Regions from separate parts of the Mus musculus genome. Here region 2 is linked to region 1. A link is a loop called in an ENCODE intact Hi-C map of the cell type or tissue named here. Cell type or tissue: left cerebral cortex. All regions are shown on one strand.

Region 1 (8,000 bases):
CTGTATAGCCCTGGCTGTCCTGGAGCTCACTTTGTAGACCAGGCTGGCCTCGAACTCAGAAATCCGCCTGCCTCTGCCTCCCGAGTGCTGGGATTAAAGGCGTGCGCCACCACACCCGGCTAGACCTGTCCCTTTGTAAACTGTTTGCAAAAGAGATCCTTATTGCTTCATACAGCATGATTGTTCCTGTTTGTCTTTCCCATGCAACAAGCTCTTGCCCCACTAAATGGGAAGGTGAGAGTAGCCCTTCCTCAAGGCTTAGTTATTTGGGGTAAATTGTTAAGGTAAATTGATGCTCTGCTCTGAACCTCCATCATCCGTTTTTCCTCCTGGATTTGCACTTGCTGATCAGACCTCTTATTGTTCTAGATATGATTATCGGGAAATGCTGCACAATGCCACTTTCTGTCTGGTTCCTCGTGGTCGCAGGCTTGGGTCCTTCAGATTCCTGGAGGCTTTGCAGGTAAGAGACTATGAAAATTTACCGCAGCAGGTTGAAGATTGGAGCCAAACTGGTTTCAAGCTTTTCATACTTGTCTAGAGTCAAAAAAAAAAAAAAAAAAAATAAGCCCAGCTTTTGCTAAGGAACTAAAAACACTTCCCAAGAAAATCTGAAATGGTTTTGAAGAGCCAGAATTGGGAGCAAGATTGACTCCCTGATTTTGGACATGAGAGCAGTTAGTAAGCGGTCTCACCACCGGGAAGACTGGATTCATCAGGAACATGTTTGCAGACAGAGGGCAGATGGGCAGATCCCATTGCTAACATTGGCTCTTGAGTTTGGAGATGGGGGTCTCTCCTTTTTTCCTGTCAGCCAATGTCAGGAGCACACCCAGCTTTGGGATTTTTTGGTTTGCAGCCTGTCTTCTTGAATGGCAAGAGAAATATGCCCTCTACCTACCTACCTACCTTCCTTCCTTCTTTCCTTCCTTCCTTTCTTCTTTCCTTCCTGCAATAATTTACAATTTGTCTGAATCTGTGTATTTGAGGGGTGTTTCATAGCGCCTTCATCCTGTCATTTGAACCGTAAGTCCTACCCTTTCCTCAGGCTGAAGAGCTCCTGTCTCTGGCAGAGCACTTCCGGTGCTTTGTGCGCTCTGAAAAGCGTACCTTCACTACTCACTAGCATTCTGGAAGCTTCATGGGTGCCATAGGGAGCAAATTGCTCTCTGGGTTGAATAAAGACTTCCTTGGCGACTACATTTCGTCTTCAGCCTGTTGACATCCTAGTGCAGACGGGAAACTAGTACAACTGCAGTTTGCACTACACACTGGAGGGAACAAGGTTTTGAGTTAGATGCTTATAGAAAAAGGAGAGCTAGATGTTACAACAGTTAAGTCCACAAAGCTCTACCTAGACAGATGGACCCCATCCTGTTCCCCACTGGCTCATGACATTGGGGGGAACCATGATGAGATGTATCTGAGGCACTTCCATTGACAAAATGGTGTATACTCAAGGTTTTTATGCTCAGATTTTTGTTGTTGTTGTTGTTGTGAAAGCTTTCTGCAGCAAGGCCATTCATCCCCATGGAAGTAAGGTCAGCCAAACCTATGTACTAGAATAGAAATGGGGTATTAGCATTCTAAGGCGAGACTTGAAAATCTTCAAGTCAGGTAGGGATGCTTGCAGTCCCATGTGACCTGGTAATTCTGAGTCACTTACTTGCTTTCTAGCCTGAGCAGTGTGGGGCCCGTGTGACATAAGCAATGCCAGTGATTGAATTTGTACTTACTCTTCTCCTGATTGGAATGGTATCCCTGCTGTCGGTATCCTCACACTCATGAAATCCTTCCTTTGCTCAGGCTGCCTGTGTCCCTGTAATGCTCAGCAACGGATGGGAGTTGCCATTCTCCGAAGTGATTAATTGGAACCAAGCTGCCGTCATAGGCGATGAGAGATTGCTATTACAGGTAAGGAAGGGGCTGTGGCCTTCGGCAGAAGAGCAGATTATTGCTGCCCCCATCCAAACTTTCAAAGAAGATGAATCCAAAAGGTCAGCTCCATAAAAGAAATTTTATCAGGAGAAAATTGCCTGTGTCATGGTGAATATGAAGCCGTTTAATATGATATTGTTCACTTTCCAACCCCAAAATCTGTCCAAATCCGCAGAATATATTGTGGGAAACAGCCATTGCTGATAAAGTGTATGAGCTTTGTTGAGTGGGGAGAGGTGGATCCCCACCAGCTTCAGCACCAGCGTTTTCAGACACGACACTCTCTCTGGTCCCTCGGCTCTATATTCATTCACTCTGGTTGACTCTGGGACATAAGCTCTAGGCTTGTTGCTGTGCGCAGTGTTACCACTACCGCAGTACTCAACCCTGAGGACCCGCAGGAGGGCTGTCACTTGGATAGGTATTTAAAAGAAAGGCCCCTAATAAAAGTTTCAGTCGTGCAAGGAAAGGGAACTCAGCCTGCCCAGAGAATTGAATGAGCAAGAAGGGGCCATGAAGATTTCCAAAGCCCCGCCCCCATCCCCTTACCCCCCCTACCCCACCCCCAGTTGTGTTTGAGGTTCTCTGTAAACTGCCACATACTCTTATATCACAGTTAATATTTCTTTTCATGGCATTAAATACTTTATCGTTAAACCTCCACAAGGTTGTGTAGAAAGATCCTCTCCAATGTTTGTGTTTTTAAAACAAAATTAATTGATATCCAAGACAAGGAGTTTCTAGATGAGCTTCTGCTCTTCTTCCTGTGCTCCTGGCTGGTCTGCTAATGGACTGCGGAAGGGATGCAGTCATCTCCTGAAACTCCCAGAGAATGTGCCCGTGATGGAGAGCACTGTGGACCAATCCAGCCGAGGCCACAACAGCCTCCCTGTCATTCAGTTCTCAGCTGTGTGATCTTGGGACCTCTGGGACCACAGCACAAACCTGTGGGGATGGGTACTCTGGAAATAGTGAACCTGTTCTTTGGACTTAGCCCATTCCACTCCCTTTTAAAAAATTGTTTATTTTTTATTTTATGTACATTGGTGTTTTGACTCCATATGTCTGATAAAGGTGTCAGATCTCCTGGAACAGGAGTTACAGGTAGTTTTAAGTTGCCATGTGGGTGCTAGGAATTGAACCCCTGGTAGAAAGGGTATCCAGTACTCTTAACTGCTGAGCCATCTCTCCATCCCTAGCCTATTCTGTTCTAAACAAAACATAATTCCATAGGTGTTCACTGAGAAAGGTTTGGGGATTTCGAAAGGTTAGTGTTCATAGCACTGATTCCCTGGTATAATTCAATAGGGACAGCCTCCAAGACATACTAAGAAAGAGCTCTCCATGTAGACAGAGTAGACGCCTGAGTCATACACTCAGTGTGGTATGTGGTGCTTGTCCACACTGCCTTTGTCTTTCTTTCCTTTTATGTTGCTTTAATAATACATAGTCATAAAGGAAATTTTGGATATGAAAACCATCAGTCATTGTGTTCTCAATTTTTTTTTTAACCAATGCATTCTTGAACTTGCTATGAACAAGTTGGAGTCTGTCTTAGAGTAGAGAACATTCCATGACACTTAAGTATGGTTATCCTGGGCTACTAAAGTTTGGCTTTTTCACTCTTTGAAGCCACATTTTGACTTGACTCTAAAGATTGTATTCTTCACACCCCTGTGCCCACACTTGCTAGTATTTTTCCTCCTCATCTGCAATCTGTTTTTACACAGCTGCTTCCATATTGAACAGTGACTGTACGGTTGTTAACAATGGTTTTAAAGAGCTGGCACGGAGCCCAAATGTGTGCTCTGGGAAATGTTTTTTGTTATGTTACAATTTTTCATTTCCTGTTTTCGAACAGCTCTGGTGTTTTTATTTGCATATGTTCTTGTCAGCCTGTCACCGAGGAGCGTACTGTGGCTTTCCTATATCTATTTTGGTAGATCCTATTACCACACATAACCTTTTATTAGGACTTCCAAATCATCCTGTCCAAATCGTAATTAATTCATCACTTTCGCATACCTGTCTCTGAGGAAAGGCAGATTAATAACCAATAGCCAAATGCCATTGGAACTTAGAACTCCATCCTGCCAATCAATTGAAGTCATCCTCCACACAAACTGGTAGAACTCTAGAAGTGGGAGAACAGGATGTCGCCATGGAAGACACGGGGTGGTATCATTGGCTGAGTCTATGCACCTCCCTCCTCCCTTTAGAAGCACCATGGACCTGGCTTTCTGGAGACCATATAGCCATGGTAGCTTTTGGCATTTTCTCGTGGCCATGATAAAAACAGCCATGCCAATCTGTATGACTTAGAGAATGCCATTGTCATTGAAAGGGACATGCTTATAAAAATTGGGGATGAGGGTTTTCCCCCCCTAGTTTTTCTTCGGCAATCTAGGTCATTTTCTCATTGAGCAAATAAAAATAAATTTTCTTGACTTATCATGGATCTGTGTCATGAATGGTTCAGCTCATCTAAGAATATTTTATTTCCATTGACCTTGATCCTGCCAGTGTTTCAACTTTACCTTCAGCATCTGTATTTTTTTCAGTATTATGATCTTTTCAAAGCATAGACTTAGTATCTACATTGAGATATTGGCAGAGCAAGTCAGGTTTTCCTTCTGTTCTTTTCACTGCTTTTCTTAAGGGCCAATTTGAATCTTAGCAATGTGCTATCATCTCCTTTCCCTCTGATGAGAACGCAACTATAGTGCAGTCCCATATTTTGAGTAACTTTCCTATTAATGTGGTTGGCAGAGCATTTCTTATGTAGCCCAGGCTCCCATGTCTGTGTGATTCATCATGCATTAGGGAGGCAAGCATGCAGAAAGGTGCGCACAGCAGGGCAGTTGACAATCACAGGAATCTAGTGTAGATTACATAAATAGAACAGCCCTTGAGCTGTACGTACAGTCAGGGAGCAAGCCTGGAAAACTTAGCCAGAAATCCAAGGAAGGCATCTTAGAACTAGGGCTAAGACAAATTTATAGGTAGACTGTAAACAACTGGCCCAGCTCTACTTAAAATAAATTGGTCCAACTTGGACTAGCATCTCCCTGTGTCAACAATGGTAATAGCAGTAATAATGAACCATCATAATTAAGATTTCTATATGTAGACACTGTACTAAGCACCCAACCATATCATGTTATGAATGAACAATCCAAAAGAGCACCTAATTCATCCAAGGAAGCATATCTAGTAAATAGTAGAACCAGAATCCCACATTGATGCCCTTAACGCCTTTACCTTACTATCAAGCTATGCTACTATTAAAAATAACAATATCCTGATGAGAGCTTCTATTGGCCATGCTCAATTAGGCTCATTTCTTGAATAGCTAGCATAAAAACTATTCTCTTAGCCACAAAATATATAGCAGTATGAACAGGAAGAAAGGCCTTCCTTCAAAATTATTTAACTTGGTATAGAACAGCCTATGATGAAATGTTTGAGAGATCCAGAGAAATCAGAGTAAGGGCTGGAGTTGAGAGGAGAGCTCTCAGGTGTACAAAAGGTTCAAAGGAGACTAGAAGAAGGATGTGCATGTGGACATGGCTAAATCGGTTTGGGTTGAGTGGTTAGGCTCATGAACAGTCTTTAAATAGACACATTTATAGATACTTCATGGTCCCTAGAGTGGCACTTCTTAGAAAAGGGTTTGTTGGTTGGTTGGTTGGTTGGTTGGTTGGTTTTGTTTTTGGTTTTTATTGTTGTTGTTGTTCTGTTTGTTTACTGTCTCCAAGACCTCTCATGTCCATATCAGGACCAAAGATTTTGTGGACTTGAGGAGGAAGAGGAGAAGGAAGAGGAGGAAGAGGGAACGGGACTTAGGACTGTAGGAGTCCCCTATACAACTAACCTGCTACCACAGAATCTTAGAGCTGAGCTAGGCCAGTGCACAGTCTCCATGCATTTGAATGCTGTTGAGGTTGCTTTCCTAGACCTGTTGTTTGTTCTGATGTTTCTTGGGGACATTTTTACTTAGCAGTTGGTGACTTTGGTGGTGAGCCTAGCCTTTACTGGCTTAGCCATCATTTCAGCCTGGGTGATGATTTTTTAATAGACCTGTTTTCTAGAAAATGAATGCTATGAAGAACAAAAGTGCAACCCACTGAGTTGTTTTGATCAAGCTCATCTCTCTGTTTTGCAGTTATAATTACTATGTGTTCCCCTTATGTTACAGATTCCTTCTACAATCAGGTCTATTCATCAGGATAAAATCCTAGCACTTAGACAGCAGACACAGTTCTTGTGGGAGGCTTATTTTTCTTCAGTTGAGAAGATTGTATTAACTACACTAGAGGTAAGTGAGACCATTCCACTCATGATCTTTGAATAATAGTTCTTTTATTGCAACCTCTTTTTTTACTGTTGGGTTGTGTACTTAGTCAAGTAGGACAAAACCAAATTTCCTGTCCTTGCATAGTTTAGTGACAGCTCATCCTGCAACCCCACATCTGTTTTACCAGTCTTAAGCAAATGCCCTCATTCCTGACAAATTCTCATAGTAGAAGTGACATGGAGAGAAGTTGTACCCTGGACAAAGTGATTTGTCTGGCATAATTTCAGAGGTAATGTGGGTAATGACTATCTTCCTGTCACTCAAACTCAGTGGTATCCTTTGAAGACATATTTCTGGAGTAAATTGAGAAAAAAAGATACTGATCAAGTAAGGAAACTATCCTCCACCATTCTTAAACTATGAACAGTTCAGGGGCCACCATAGGGCACAGCACTTTAAGAGACAGCAGAATTGCTTCTGAAGACACAAACAACTGAACCAGCCAACCCCATGTTGTAAGGTTGTGGTAAGAAGAAAACTTCTGTCATGGTTGTATCCTACTGGTGTTGAAAATGTTAATCTTTATAAAAGTAGAAACTCTGGCTCATGAGTGGATAAACATCTTCAAGTTGCTTTATTCTGTCTGTGTGTGTGTGTGTGTGTGTGTGTGTGTGTGTGTTGGGGGGCAGGGGAGTTGTATTGAGAAAGCACTCCACATACACTGAGCCATGTCTCATTCTTTTAAATTGCCTGGTTTAAGGCAATAGCAAAATAGAAAATCATGAAAATGATTAAAACCACAGGAAGTAGAGCAGATAGCAATGGCCTCGGGCTATGCAGAGCTTTGCAAAGAGCTAAGAAAGCTCACAGAAAACTGCACACTCATGAGTTTCCTGCCTATGAGCAGGGGAGTGATCAGATTGTCTCCTGAGGTGACCCTGGAACTTGGAGAATGGGGCAGGACAATCTACTACACACTTGGAGAGTATTTCCTTCGGAAGTTAACAATCACTCTGAAAGCTAATATAATCTTGAATAAATACAAAACAACCAAGTAATACCGTGGAAACTGAAGTCACCTGCTCCATTGACATGATCATGCTGTGTTCTTGTTGAGGGGAGGGAGGGTCAGCATGAGTGTTAGACAAAGCACAGTGGAAATTTTTCCACACCAGCCTAACTTCAGCTCCAGGTCTTAGCTCTAGGCAACCAGTCACCAGGATTTTTATGCCCGGTGTACATCCTGCGGCTAGGTAAACAGGTCTATCTAAGTTATTTTCCATTCCTTTTTGCTTTTGTTTCTGAGTGAGATAGGAGATTTTTTTTTTCTTTAAAAATAATAAATCATTTTCTAGCCTTTTACTTCTTAGAATGTTAGCAAAACTAACTGGATTTTATCTGTCTCTTGCTCAGGAAGCCCACAGATAAACAAAAGAAACTGCCACAACATTTTTGACACTTGCAGTTTTTAGAATATTTGAAATATTAGTTTTTTGTCCTAAGCATTCCCCCTCAGCTGTTCACACTCATTTTGCTCTGTTTGTGTTATACCCGTCTCAGTGTCTGTGGCTTCTCTGCTGGCTACATTTAGACAGAGCCTTGGCCTTCTAATGTATAGTTTATCTGTACACATACAGACACATACACATATTTTACTGCAATCATTTTTTTTAATATATCATACCGTCTAACTGCTTAGACTATTGGCTTTTAATCATGTTCTGTATTAAAAAGGTAGCCTTTTTTTCTTCATTTATTTTCTTTC
Region 2 (8,000 bases), 100 kb after region 1:
AAGAAAATATCTAGTAAAAAAAAGAGGCAAAATAATGATACTAAAAAAAAAAAAGTCCTAGTTGCTGTCCACTCAAGGGTGGAGACCATGATTGGATGTATAGGAAATGTTATGGCATACTTGTAAGTGTTAAGTGTGCAGAGAAGCACAAGTTAGGTGTTTCTTTGATAGAAAATCAATCTATAGGGGAAAAGAAGACTCTTTTGTGTTTAATTTTACTAAAGCTCTGTGGTGCTCCATTTAATAAATCTGGGACCCACAAGAAATCAATCACCAGATGAGACGATGTTCACACTAAACTTTCTCTGTATCAGGCAGAGGATGTCCTGTTTGTGTAAGAGAAGAGGAGGTGGTCTCTTCCATCTTTTGGAGTAATCCTGGAGTAGATTATCATGTGTAAACTATCTGGGAGACAAGCTACACTGAATATTGTTACGTCCACTAAACATTAAAGCATCCACATGGCCAGTGAAGGGCCAAAAATTGTTCAACTTATGATAATTATTGAACACATCTATAGTATTGGGTATTACTCAGATTGTCTTGCTTAAAAAGCCATTTTATCTGCTCAATTCAAGAAAATAGGTGCTGTTATGGATATCATTTTATTGCTGAGAAAACTAAGGTTACATAAACTAAAATAACTTTCCTAGGATCACTTTGTTGATAAATGGTGTTTGTTATCATTAGGGTTTACTGCTATGGACAAATACCATGCCCAAGGCAACTCTTTTAAAGACAATATATAATTGGGGCTGGCTTACAGGTTCAGAGGTTCAGTCCATTATCATCAAGGCAGAAGCATAGCAGTATCTAGGCAGATATGGTGCAAGAGGAGCTGAAAGTTCTACATCTTTGTCTGAAAGCTACTAGAAGACTGGCTTCCAGGCAGCTAGGACTAGGGTATTAAAGCCCATGTCCCCAGTTACACACCTATTCCAACAATGCCATACCTCATAATAGTGGCACTCCTGGCCCAAGAATATACAAACCATCATAATGGTATTAGGATTTAGATTCAGGATGTTTGTCTTCAGAGCCAGCTCTCTTGTTAGATGCTCGGAAAATTCTCATGTTCAAGGCTAATATAAGAAGCAAGACTAGATCATTTACAAGAAGGAAGATTGAGAAATATTAAAAGAGAAAAACAGCTCAGGGAGCAAGAAATGATATAAATTAGAGCAAATGAATCATGACTGTGGCATGAATGATGCAACATATTGGAATACAGTTCTCTCTTTGAAGGCAAATGATGTGAAGTTTGTTTAAGGAGGTTGGTTCTAATAGCTTAAAGTTGATGTCTGGGGCTGGACGGTATCTGACGTCATATAATTTACTGTCTAGCTGAGAAGAGAAGAATTATATTTGGATAACATTAGTAAATTATACAGGAGAGCAAATACATCACGGCAACTGAATGAGTACTATGGGTTAGACAGAGATCACATGAGAGGTCTTTTTCTCTGTGGTCATCATTTTGGGTTCACAGAGTCTGGCAAACTGAGAATTGCTTCCTCCAGAGTCAGAAGTTCTGAGTGCCAGGGAATAGCTGTCTCTGTGGTCTACAGTATTATATTTATGAATAATACTTTGAGAAGGCCTGTAGAGCATCTCTGGCTTGTCAAGATGAGGCAAACACAGCGATCCTGCTCTGGGGCCTCCACAGCCTGTTTGTACTGTTACCTGATGCTGGCAGTGGGGCTCTTCTTGATGGCCTCCTGTGAGAAGACTTGATTCCCTACTGTATTTGGCTGTGACAGCGGTCCTGTGGGTGGCTCCAGTATTAAGTTTGGAACAGAGGAAGTGTTGCAACACAAGCCAAGAATTGAATTTTATTTTTACAAGCTGCTTTTTATGGAATTGAATCTCTGTGACCCTCCCTGGTTACAAGAGGCTCACATTGGTGTAAGGGGCGGCTTGCATATCCTTCAATGGCAGGTAGATATTCTAACTATCCTCATGAGAGAGCACTTCCTTTGGGGAGCATCTTTAAATCTCGTGAATGATTTATTTTGGCATCTTTCCCCGCCACTATGTTTTAGCAGCACAGTCAGCTTTATGGGACAGGTAGATTGCTTTGCTTTAGAAGGAAGAGGTCTATCTCATTACTGCACATTCCAGTGTCCTTCTTCTCCATGAGAACCCAGGCTATGGCAGTTCAAATATAAATATGAGAAGTGGGGCTGATGGAGCAAATGAGGACTATCCCAAGCTTTCCTTGTGTCCGTGAGTAAAGGATTTGTTCACCTTCTGTTTCAGAATCTCCTTGGTAACTTAACCCAAAATCAAAACACCCTTCAGAAGATCCTGGCAAAGGAAATTATGCACTCATTAGCTTATAAAACAAAGTGGAAATGAAGAGGAAAGGGCAGAAGTCCCAGCCTCACTCTAACTCCTGACTCGACTCCCGTGGCTGGCTTTTGTTACTGGTGCTTTGATTTGGAGAAGTTATGTGCACTGGTGATTGAGAAATCAAGGAGAGACCATTTCAGGAGTTCTCAGGCTACATGACTTACTGTGAGTGAATAGACATGTGATATCTGTTTCCACCAACTGTAGCATGGAGCACCTGATCCAGCTCCAGGAAGGCTAAAGGCAAGGTCAATGTATGAATGCTGGTGACAGATGAGGGGATTATAACATAGCATCGTTGCTGTGGGTGGTCTGCTTTGTCTTTCCTCTGCGCTGACTCCTAGAATTGGAAGTATTTCTCCCTGCGAGACTGTGAGGCTGTCTGCTTATATTCTCTTTAGAAGCATGACAAAGCAGTGTCTCCATCAGATACCCGCCAGAGCAACCCCTGCTCAGAGATGCTCTCTGGTTGACCGTGTCCTCCGTTCCAGTGTGCTTTTAGTTGAGTGATGGATATACTTGATTCTGACTTTGCTTGGCATTAGGTATGAACTCATGTTCAGTCTTGGGAGCTGTCAGTGCGTGCTCTAAAGATAGGAGACTAAAGCAGCGATGAAGGGAGGGCCTCAGAGTGAACACCATGTCTCAGTGTTTTAGATGACTATTCTAGCAAAACTGATTGAAATGGGGAGGTGCAAAGTGTAAGGGGAAGCCCCTCCACCTCTTCTCTGAAAGGCTTACATCTTTGAAAACTTTCATATTATATCAAAGATACTTCCAATTGATATTAAAGGTATGAAACATAGAATGACAAAGATCATTGTGTTCTGAGTCAAAACATCAAAGAGGTGTATGGGATTTTGATTATATGTGTATATGGAAGTATGGATAGATTGATCTGTACCTTCCAGCAGAGAAAACTGGAGAGTGGGTGGTCATACATGGAGCTCTCAAGATTGATCAGAGTAAAAGACCTGGTCTCTGTGTTTAAGACAGAACCAACAAAAACTTAAGGCAGAGAGCTATGGAGCATGTATGACAAGTGCCAAGGGAAAACAGATGGCACCAAAGTCGTGACAGGAAAGCTGGGATCCGTAGAGCAGTGGTGCTACAGATGAAAACAAGTCAGTGAGTCTCAGCATGACCAAATCTTCAGTATCTGTGACTTCAAAGCCAATTTTGGCTCTGGATGAAGCTCTGATCCTATTCCCAACTCCAACTTTACCTGGACAGATAAATACTAATAGGTCAATATCATTTAGTATGCCATCGGACAAGAGATTCAAGCATCTTTGCTAATAAGAAAAGGTTAAAAACCCCTAGATGCTGTGAGGAAGCAGTTTCCCTAGAGTCCTTTGGCAACATTTGAGCCTCTTTCTGTTCCATGCTCTGTTCTAAGAATGCCCTGTACTTGACACGAGGCACCCCTGAAATAGCAAATGTCTTCTTTGGAGCTTGTGTCCTTTGAGTGTGAGTTTCATGGACTCATTTTACTTTGCTGCACCTATGGATCCAGTGGGGAAAGAAGAGATGCTCATTAAGTGACCTTTTTCTTTTTTTGGCCTAGACAGAGCCCTCCGAGTCATCTCCAGTTTCAGGGCTGAAGATGGAGACTGATAACTGGAGTGGAGTTCTTATGCAATAGTCACATACTTTTTATGTTTTTGTTCTACATATAACTTGGGATTCTTAAAAAGGGAGTTTGTGGGAGGGCAGGATTCATGGATTTGGGATTCTGTACCTTGGCCAAAGGCAATTTTCTCTACGCCTTCTTGTGACATCATGATTTATGACCCATTGAATATGAAGAGGTAGAACAAGGGATTTGGACACAGAGTAGAGATGACAGCAACTAAGAGGACCACAGAAATCAGGACATTCGCTCATTCACCCTCAGTCACAAAAACAAGGCACTTGCCAGTACTCCACAAAATGGAGCTGCAAATGTACCTAGAAGAGGATCCCTTTTATCAAGCACTCATGATTTAGGGTGGCTGACAGGTTTCAAAATGAATGGTTATTATCAGCTAGAGGAGAGCCACAAGGGAGGGTTAGAAGCAGCAGCAACTGCGAAGGCCGACCTCTGTCTCCCTCATGAAATCCACCTCCATGCACCTCTTCTGTCTTTTCATTTTTCTTTTTGTAGTCATTACTCCTAATATGTAAGAAAACACAGGATATGTTGCAATAAGTAGAGATTCTGCTATTCAAAGCTTTCCTAACTTGAAAAGACACATAGAGCAGTAGTCAGTAGATAGTCCTAGCCTCAGTTTCTCTGAGGGAGAGAGAGAGAGAGAGAGAGAGAGAGAGAGAGAGAGAGAGAGAGAGAGAGAGAGAGAGAGAATGAATTTATGTTTACTTCTCTCAACTTCAAGTAGCAAGTAGCATTGGCCAGTGTTGCTTGTCATGGGAGTTTCCAAAGAGCCAGCAAAATCGCTCTTGTACCCAGCTGACTCACTTAGCTAAGATGGCTGACAAATTGTTATTGCCTGTTAGTGCAGAACCCACAGCTAGAACACTCAGTGAGGGTCCTGATTCTCCTGTACATGGCTGGTTTGGAATTCTTCCAACACAGTGCTTGAGATACAGGTCAGGTCTGAGTCCCTAAAACAAACATTCCAAGAAGATAAGGCTCTGTACTCCCTACTGTTCTCTAGGACTGAATCAGTCCTATGGCCCCATCCCAGACAACTAGAGGGGAGAAGGGACACAAATTTCAGATACTGTCATGCAGGCTTTGTTTGGGGAAGTGACTGAAGTTGTGGACTCATGCTTTGTCCATGGCCACCAAAGTGAGATTTCCTACCACCAGATTTCAATGACCCCAGAATACAGCTCTCAAGACACTTGGTTCTTGTGTTCATTGCTATAGGTGCTCATGAATTATTCCTTGAATTAATGCAGGCATGATCTTTAAGTAGCCAAAAGCCTTGGCTGAAGTGCTCTTTCTCTCACCCTCACTTTCCAAAATATAAACATTTGATAGTAACATAAAAAGTGGTCATGCTGGGTGCATTGATGACTTGTGTTCAACATGAGTAGTTTTCACAAATGGCCTATACTATCTAAATGCACTATCTAAAAATGTCTATATTACCTAAAAATGATTTTATCAGATCCCTTTGTTCCTACTATACAAACAACTTTTGTGTTTGTTTGTTTTTAGTTTGTTTTGACAATGAATGGACTTTTCAAAAGCAACAAGATAGGGATTGTATTTTACCTATAGGTGTATACCCCTTGCATTAAAGAATAAAAGCTTTATTTGAAAAAGGAAAAAGTCTACTTAATGTTTGAAATTACTGGCCCTTTTAGTCCCTATAATATGAATACTCCTCCCCTTCACTCCCCCTTTAAAAAGAGCATGCTTTAATTGTTGTCTTTTCTTATTCCCATATTTTATATCTGCATTTTTCAAATTAATAGAAGGACTGCTAGTAAGATCTTAAAAATAGGCTTGCATTACTTTTAAGCAAGACAATTTTCAATTAATTATAAATGATTTCATTTCAAAACGCAGAAGCCTACTGTGAATTCTGAACCTAATACTTATCTTCTCTAATTGCATGAACAGGAATGCGGAAATAAATCTGGTGGAATATGTAACTGGCATGCTTGTCCTGAGGTTACCGTTTTAGCCTATTTAGGCTTCCCAGGAAGTGTACAGCAGTCTCCACCCCTACTGAAAGTTTATCTTTTTTTTTTTTTTTACATCAAATGATTTACAGAAGAAAATAAACAGATTACTCAAGGGCACTCATGGGTGGACAAAAGGAAGGGAAGAATGTCATATTCCCTTAGTGTTTACAGATGTGAACATGATTAAATTGTGCTTTCAAATGTGCCATGGTGCTGCTTCTAGAGACAGGGGCATGAGCACACTTGCAACATTCTGTCATAGCCATAATTTTGTCTCCTTCTTCTTTCTCCCGTTAGTTAAACCTCTTCTGTTGTTGTGGCTCTGCCTCAAGCCCTGATCTTGAAGAATGCTGTCATTGGTGCAGCCCTTACAGAGTAGCTACCTGGCCAATGCATGGCATCTGTAGTGTCTCCTGACTCTACGATGCAGTTGCCATTAGTCTTCCTTTACGAGAGAGGAAACTAAAGACTTCATGTTGAGCTCTTTTATATTAAGTCACACAAAGAGCTTCTGAACTCCAGCCTAAGGTCCATTTTTCTCACCGAGTAACGTGTTGATTTATATAAAAATAAAAAGAAAGATACTAGGAACCTTGAGGCTAATTAAGGAAAGACATATTAGAGGCAACTCAATAGGCCTTGAGTGGATTGGGGGACAGCAGATTCTACATCTGCCTTTGGCTGATTGGGAGACTTTGGGAAAACATTTCACTTTGCAGGATCTTTGTTTTCTCATGTGTAAAATGATGATGATATAAGCCTTACAGAGAAGCACAGTAGAGTGGTCAGGATTGGGACTTGTTTGGCAATAAAAAAATGACATTCTACTATAAGCTATGAGTGACCCTTGAAAACAAAGTGAAAGAAGCCAGTCATGAGAGACCATGAATTATATATACCGAATCTCCCCAAAAGGCAAGTTTAGAGAGACAGAAAGTAGACTAGTGACTACATAGGCCTGGGAATACAGAGGCTGTAATGAATATGGACTTTCTTTTAGGTATGATGTAGTGTTCTAAAATCGATTGAGATATTGGCCACAACACTATGACTATACAAAAAAAAATCATTAAATTGTGTATTTTTTTAAAAATGAATTTTATATTTCATGAATTATACTTTCAATAATAAAGCTATTACTAAGCTGGGTATGGTGGTACATTCAGGCCTGTAAACCCAGCACTCAGTAGGGTAAGGGAGGAGAATTAGAACTCAAAACTCTGAGGCCTGCTTGGGATTTATAAGAATATATTGTCTAAAATAAACATGTGTGTGTGTGTCTGAGAGAGAGAGAGAGCGAGAGAGAGAGAGCTTGTAAAATAGAAACACCACTGAGTAAACTCTGCTCCTCAATTTCCTCACTAACTTCTGGACTTCCTCTCTGCGGTTCTTGAGAGGACTTTATGCATTGAGGTATAAGAAGAGAATGGAAGAGATCTTGACATCCACCATTTCCTTGTGAATGTCATTATCCTTTCTATTGCGTTGTCCTGAGAAAGGAATGAATAACCTCTCCTGCAGCAAAGTTGCTTAATAAATTCATCTCTGGGGCTAGTGAGAAGGCTCAGCAGTTAAGAGCACTTGATACTCTTCCAAGGGATCAGAGTTCAGCTCCCAACATCCATGTCTGGCAGCATATAACCGTGTGTAACTCCGGCTCCATGGGATCCTGTGCCCTTTTCTGGCATGTATGGATGCCTGCACACATAAAGCATATACCCACAGACACATATACAGATAAATAAAAATAAATGCTGCTAATGAGAACAGCCACTGTGGAGTTGAGACATTGCCACCTAAATGAATCATCTGAAGTTTGCGATCCTGTGCTGAGACCACTTTTTTGGAAGTCATGACTAACAGATCTAAAGAACTTGCTGCTTACCAGGTTGGGATCAAAGTCTGCTGTCCTGGCTCTATGCTCTTCACCATGTCACCTGGACTGAAGTTCCGAGGCACTCAGGGATGCTGTGCAGGCAGTGCAAGGCTGCTCTTTGTATTGGGACAGG

What was found. Peaks named below come from ENCODE experiments on the same cell type or tissue, not always from the same donor. Only the 100,000 strongest peaks of a DNase experiment are listed, where the experiment ranks them.
Region 2: it touches region 1 in a loop (2.6-fold over the local background); 3 of 42 quality-filtered maps call a loop at or near these places.

What each region holds. Positions count from the first base shown.
Region 1 is chr15:53,099,941-53,107,940 of GRCm38, reverse strand. Ext1 (exostosin glycosyltransferase 1) reads left to right here. Exons shown (of 11, transcript NM_010162.2): 2 at 370-463; 3 at 1,807-1,914; 4 at 6,137-6,256. Among named protein-coding and RNA genes, the nearest start is that of Gm41323, 170 kb to the right of the region's middle. In left cerebral cortex, no CTCF peak of the experiment used is centred here; DNase peaks (open chromatin) are centred at 512 and 3,764; H3K27ac peaks cover 1,024 bases.
Region 2 is chr15:52,995,389-53,003,388 of GRCm38, reverse strand. No RefSeq gene overlaps it. Among named protein-coding and RNA genes, the nearest start is that of Gm41323, 66 kb to the right of the region's middle. In left cerebral cortex, no CTCF peak of the experiment used is centred here; DNase peaks (open chromatin) are centred at 2,355, 2,734, 3,437, 4,148 and 1 more place; H3K27ac peaks cover 3,645 bases.